Linked DNA regions of Homo sapiens: region 2 is linked to region 1. Evidence: chromatin loops called from intact Hi-C (ENCODE). Cell type or tissue: heart left ventricle. All regions are shown on one strand. Each heading gives the region's core, and the rest is flanking DNA. Links, peaks and the distances in the headings are about the cores only.

Evidence for each region. Peaks named below come from ENCODE experiments on the same cell type or tissue, not always from the same donor. Only the 100,000 strongest peaks of a DNase experiment are listed, where the experiment ranks them.
Region 2: a loop joins it to region 1, with 2.1 times the contacts of the local background. A loop is called at or near these places in 21 of 110 quality-filtered maps.

What each region holds. Positions count from the first base shown.
Region 1 is chr17:45,133,877-45,136,774 of GRCh38, reverse strand. ACBD4 (acyl-CoA binding domain containing 4) reads right to left here and starts at 1,088. Exons shown (of 10, transcript NM_001135705.3): 1 at 822-1,088; 2 at 543-667; 3 at 155-275; 4 at 1-83. The coding sequence starts at 630. In heart left ventricle, for the core only: CTCF peaks have their summits at 1,113 and 1,333 (motif pointing left); a DNase peak (open chromatin) is centred at 1,304; H3K4me3 peaks cover 1,082 bases; H3K27ac peaks cover 555 bases.
Region 2 is chr17:45,394,021-45,396,918 of GRCh38, reverse strand. It overlaps ARHGAP27 (Rho GTPase activating protein 27), which reads left to right. Exons shown (of 20, transcript NM_001282290.2): 14 at 1-3; 15 at 129-251; 16 at 334-432; 17 at 635-712; 18 at 802-936; 19 at 1,070-1,175; 20 at 1,286-2,898. The coding sequence ends at 1,463. Among named protein-coding and RNA genes, the nearest start is that of ARHGAP27, 37 kb to the left of the region's middle. RefSeq lists a silencer at 1,010-1,167 and an enhancer at 1,799-2,458. In heart left ventricle, for the core only: a CTCF peak has its summit at 1,604 (motif pointing left); DNase peaks (open chromatin) are centred at 648, 1,253 and 1,568; H3K4me3 peaks cover 989 bases.

The DNA.
Region 1 (2,898 bases), core at 153-2,652:
TCTGTGCCACCAGTTTCATTTCAGTGATGTAGGCAGACATGGCCTCCTCCCTGCTCATCTTGCCCAGACTGTTCCAGGCGTCCCTGGGGGCAGAGGGCTGTGAGAGGGCTGCTTGACAGCTGAGGCTTGTCTGCCCAGCCAGCAGGGAGCTCACCACTTATATCGTCCAATGGGGTCCCAGAACCCGGGCCGGGGGACCAGGCAGGGCCCCATGGTGGCCTGCTTGTAGTAACTGTAGAATCGCAGCATCTCTTCATAGGAGGGGCGGTAAGAACCTGGGCAGAGAGTTGGGAAGCCAGGGCAAAGCATCACTCCCAGCTCCAAGGGGCGGAGGGGCGGGAGAACCCTGCTTGGAAAGGGCAGAGGTGGTGATGGGTCCCACCCAGGGCATCTGGACTAGGATAGGAAGCGGAGGGAACCCCCAGGACAGCCCAGGCAGGGGCTTGTCTGCAAAAACTGCAGTGATCAGGACCATTCTTTCTTCAGAGTCAGACCCCAGGCGTCCTGAATGCGAGTCCAAATGCGAGTCCCCGCAGCCTCACCGTTCTTGGGCAGGTTCTGGATGACGCTCACTGCAGCCTGGAACTGTTTCTGGCAGTCGGGCTCTGGGCTTTCTTTCTCGGTGCCCATGCTGCTGCGAGCCCTGGGGCCCTACTTTTGAGCGACTCTGCAAGAAGCAGCCTTCGTGTGAGGGGGCCTCCAGGGTCCCCCCGGCACCATAAGCCAAGGATTCACTTCCCAGAGGGGCAAACTAAGCTCTTTAGAGGCCTCAGACACCCTGGGAGGTCAGAAGTTGTGGTTGAGGAGCCTCCTTTTCCTACCTCAAGGCAGTGTGGTGGGGTCAGGGTCGCCAGGTGGCGAGGCAGGTGGCGAGGGCCTCAGTGCCAGATGTGTCCGTCCCCAGATGCGCCTCCTTTAGGTGCACATCTCCAACTCCCGAACAGGTGGAGAAACAAGATAGGAGTACTCAGGGCGGGGCGAACAGTCTCCCACCCTGGCCGCCTGCACCTTGGCCCAGCGTGTGCCCCGCGGCGCCCACTGCCAGGACACCTGGGTCCTCTCTCGCCACCACCCCGCGGCTTCCTACTGACCCCGGGGTCCAGCAGGGCCGGGATGGCGACGCAGATCGAGGGGGGGAATTTAGGCCAATGAGAGAGCCTGTTTCACATTCGGCTTACCTACCTCAACCATTCAGCACAGCTCTTTCAAGATCATGCAAATAGTTTCTCAGAGCCTTTCCCAATCAGGCGGGGCTTAATCGAAGGGTCGGACTTCCCAGCCCGGGATGGCCAAGGCGGGCGGCAGCGCCCCCTGGTGCACATAGTGAAAGGTCGTGGCGTCCTAGCGCCCCCTGGTGGAAATCCGCATCTGTTCGCTGATATCCAGGCCTGGCCGATCCGAGGCAACCCACTCAGCTCTCTAGACACTTAGGCACTGGGGATTAAAAAAAGTCATGTCCTGTGGTCAGGTGTTCTAGAGGAAGGACATCACAGCTCAGTTTTGGAAGATGGTCGGGCACGGTGGCTCATGCCTGTAATCCCAGAACTTTGGGAGGCCAAGGCGGGCGGATCACCTGAGGTCAGGAGTTCGAGACCAGCCGGGCCAACATAGTGAAACCCCATCTCTACTAAAAATACACAAATTAGCCGGGCGTGGTGGCGCGCGCCTGTAATCCCAGCTACACGGGAGGCTGAGGCAGGAGAATCGCTTGAACCCGGGAGGTGGAGATTGCAGTGAGCCAAGATTGCCCCACTGCACTCCAGCCTGGGCGAGAGTGAGACTCCATCTCAAAAAAAAAAAAAGAGTAAGCAAAATGGACATCGCAGAATGATGGTTACCAGAGGCTGGGAAGGGTACTGGGGAGGGGGGGAAATGGGTACAAAAATACAGTTAGAATGAATGAGATCCAGTGTTCGGTAGCACAATACAACGATTATAGTTACCAATAATTTATTGTATCTTTTTATTTTGTTTATTTTATTTTATTTATTTATTTTTTTGAGACGGAGTCTCACTCTCTCCCGGGCTGGAGTGCAGTGGCGTGATCTCGGCTCACTGCAATCTCCGCCTCCCGGGTTCACGCCATTCTCCTGCCTCAGCCTCCCGAGCAACTGGGATTACAGGCGCTCGCCACCACGCCCAGCTAATTTTTTGTATTTTTTAGTAGAGACGGGGTTTCACCATATTAGCCAGGATGGTCTCGATCTCCTGACCTCGTGATCCGCCGACCTCGGCCTCCCAAAGTGTTGGGATTACAGGCGTGAGCCACCGCGCCCGGCCTATTGTATCTTTTTAAATTAATTATTTTAAAAACAATTTTTGTAGAGGCAGAAGTCTCATTATGTTGCCCAGGCTGGTCTTCATTCAATACCTGGCCTCAAGTGATCATCCCACCTCTGCCTCCCAAAGTGCTGGGATTACAGGCGTGAGCCACCGCATCCGGCCAATTTATTGTATATTTCAAAATAACTGGGCGGGAAGTGGTGGCTCAGGCCTGTAGTCCCAACACTTTGGGAGGCCAAGGCAAGAGAATTGCTTTGAGGCTGCAGTGAGCTATGATCATGCCACTGCACTCCACCCTGGGCAACCAAGTAGTGAGACCTTGTCTCTAATAAACAAATAAAATACAAATACAAATAACTAAAAGCGGAATTGGAATGTTCCTAATACAAAGGAATGATAAATGCTTGAGGTGATGGTTACTTCAATTACCTTGATTTGATCATTACACATTTTATACCTGTATCAAAACATTACATGCCTCTCCATAATTCTCTGCAACTATTAAGTGTCCATAACAATTAAAAGAAATGTAGACTTAGCCTATCCAACAACAAGAATAACAAAAGGGTAAACCAGGAGAATAAGGAAGGTTGTTTCTGGAGGAAGGAACGGCAG
Region 2 (2,898 bases), core at 122-2,621, 260 kb before region 1:
CAGGTGTGCGCAAGGCAGGATGGGGTGGGGGCTCCAGGAGGCCTCTCCTGGGGAGTGACGGTTGCTGGGGCCTGCCTGGCCTGCCCTGGCGCTGCCTCCTGACTCAGTCCTGCCTTTCCCCGCGGCAGCCGCGCCCGCCCTGGGCCCCGTGGGCCTGGAGAGCGACTTGAGCAAGGTCCGGCACAAGCTCCGCAAGTTCCTCCAGAGGCGGCCCACACTGCAGTCGCTGCGGGAGAAGGGCTACATCAAAGGTACCCGAGGCCTGCGGGGGGCGGGGACCCGGGACCGGGACGGGGCGCAGGCTGGGCAGGAGCTGATGAGCCTCTGCCCTAGACCAGGTGTTCGGCTGCGCGCTGGCCGCGCTGTGTGAGCGCGAGAGGAGCCGGGTGCCACGCTTCGTGCAGCAGTGCATCCGCGCCGTCGAGGCCCGCGGTACGTGCGCTGCGGGGGTGAGGGCGGCAGGCATTGGGGTGCCCGCAGGCCTCCTGCCAGGACCGCAGGCTGGAGACCCCTGGATGGACGCAGGGTCCAGGGGGAAAGTACGGGAGGCCCCGAGTGGGAGTCATAGCAGGGACCCGTAGCCCCACCCTATCCCCATCCCTGAACCCGGGATCAGCGCCTCCCTCTGGCCCAGGGCTGGACATCGACGGGCTGTACCGCATCAGTGGAAACCTGGCCACCATCCAGAAGCTACGCTATAAGGTGGACCACGGTGAGGCCCGTCCCCAACCCCTGCCCCAGGGCCTGAAGGCGCAAGGGGTACTGATTTCCCTTCCGTCCTCCTCCCTTCCTCCGCCACAGATGAGCGCCTTGACCTGGATGACGGGCGCTGGGAGGACGTCCACGTTATCACCGGAGCCCTGAAGCTCTTCTTTCGGGAGCTGCCCGAGCCCCTCTTCCCCTTCTCGCACTTCCGCCAGTTCATTGCGGCCATCAGTGAGCACCTGGGGCAGGTGGGGCGGATGGGGTAGGGGCGTGGCGGGGCACCCCTTTAGCAGGCTCCCCTCGCCCAGCCGATACCCCCTACCTCCCGTTCCGACTCCCTCCCTCTAAACCTTCCCTCACCCAGAGTTGCAGGACCAGGCCCGGCGCAGCCGCTGTGTGCGTGACTTGGTGCGCTCGCTGCCCGCTCCCAACCACGACACTCTGCGGATGCTCTTCCAGCACCTCTGCCGGTGAGCCGGGCGGCCCGCGCGGGAAGGGGGAGGCAGGTCCCGGCTGAAGCCCCCAGCGCCTCCCCGCAGTTCGCAGTTCGGAGCCCTGAACCCACCCACCCCTGCCACAGGGTGATCGAGCACGGCGAGCAGAACCGCATGTCGGTGCAGAGCGTGGCCATTGTGTTCGGGCCCACGCTGCTGCGGCCCGAGGTGGAAGAGACCAGCATGCCCATGACCATGGTGTTCCAGAACCAGGTGGTGGAGCTCATCCTGCAGCAGTGCGCGGACATCTTCCCGCCGCACTGACTGCTGGCCTGTGACTGGGGCGGCGGCCGCGGTCCTGCCACACAAGCTGGGCGGCGGAGGCCACGCAGCCGGGCCTTCTTCTCTCTGGGACCCTCCGCCAGCGCATAGCCGCAGGCCGGTGTGACTTCTGCACCCTCGGTTCTGAGGGTACGGTGACCCCTAGTGGGCAGTTTGCAAAATGTGATTCCTTCTTCCCAACTCCCCATCCCCCCTTCCCTTCCCGTCACGTCCTGTTTGGGGGTTAATTCGGTTTTTTCTCTGTTGCATCGCGCCTACTGTGCGTGTGCGATAGCGTGTGTGGGGGTGAGAGTTTGTTTTCTGGAATGGTAGGTGCTGGGAGGAGGAGTTTGATGGAGGGCTTCCTGGCTGCTTCTGGCCCTCACCTCGTGGAGGCCTTCACAGAGACCCTGTGGGCCCTGGCCCTGTGCTGGCACTGTGCCAGTCATGAGGCAGCTCTGATCACTTCCCCACTGTGGAAACAGGACTGACCCAGCCTTCAGTGTGGGCTGCTGAAGCTATCCTCCTCAGGCCTCAGGGATGACCTCCTGCCTGAGCCTCTCACAGGCTGGCTGTGGGCCAGTTTCATCTGCTTTCCTGTTGGGGGTCCCGGGCCTCTGCTGTCCTTGACCCACTGGTGTTCTGTGCAAGGCTTCTTCCCATTCACCAAGTGCACACCTTGCATCTGCCGCTCGGCATGCACCAGTTCCACACACCATCCCATTTTACAGACAAGGACGCTGAGGCCTGCAGCAGCAGTGTGACTTGCTCAAGGTCCAGTGAGTGACCTCATTCCCCAGAAAAGGCTCCTCCCACACCAGAGTACAGCCTGGGTAGGGGGAAAATCAGTTCTTTCAGCTACCACCCATCCAACCTTTGGGCCTATGTGAAAAGAAAGGAACTAAGCTGGGTGTGTTCTGTCTGGACCTGGGGAGGCCCCTGAAGGCAAAGAGGGAAACTGTCCCAGCTGTTCTGTCCTAGGGGAGGGGGACATAGCCCTAGCAGGAGCTCCCAGCCCCTCTTGGCACTCTGACACACAAGTACACCCATCTGGGGCCCGCTTTGCCACGAAGAGCTGGGCAGGCCTGCAGGGTGTGGGGAAGGAGGACACAACCTCAAGAAAGGAAGCGTGAACCCCAGGGAACAGCGGGTCCCTTCCCTCCTCAGACACAAGCCACCTCAGCTTGTGGCTCTTGGCCCCCAGCCCCACCAACCCACCTGTTCATTTATTCAACAGACAATGACAGCTGATATTTATTGGACATTTGCACCATGCCAAGCATTCGGCTTGGATTATCCCATTTGTTTCTCACAGCCGGTATTTATTGTCTGCTCCTCTGTGCCAGGTGCTGTGCTCTGGGCAGGGGCACTGCATGGGCTGCCTGCCCTGGTGGAGCTTGTGGTCTGATGGGTGAGGCTGACCCAAGCCCACCCCATT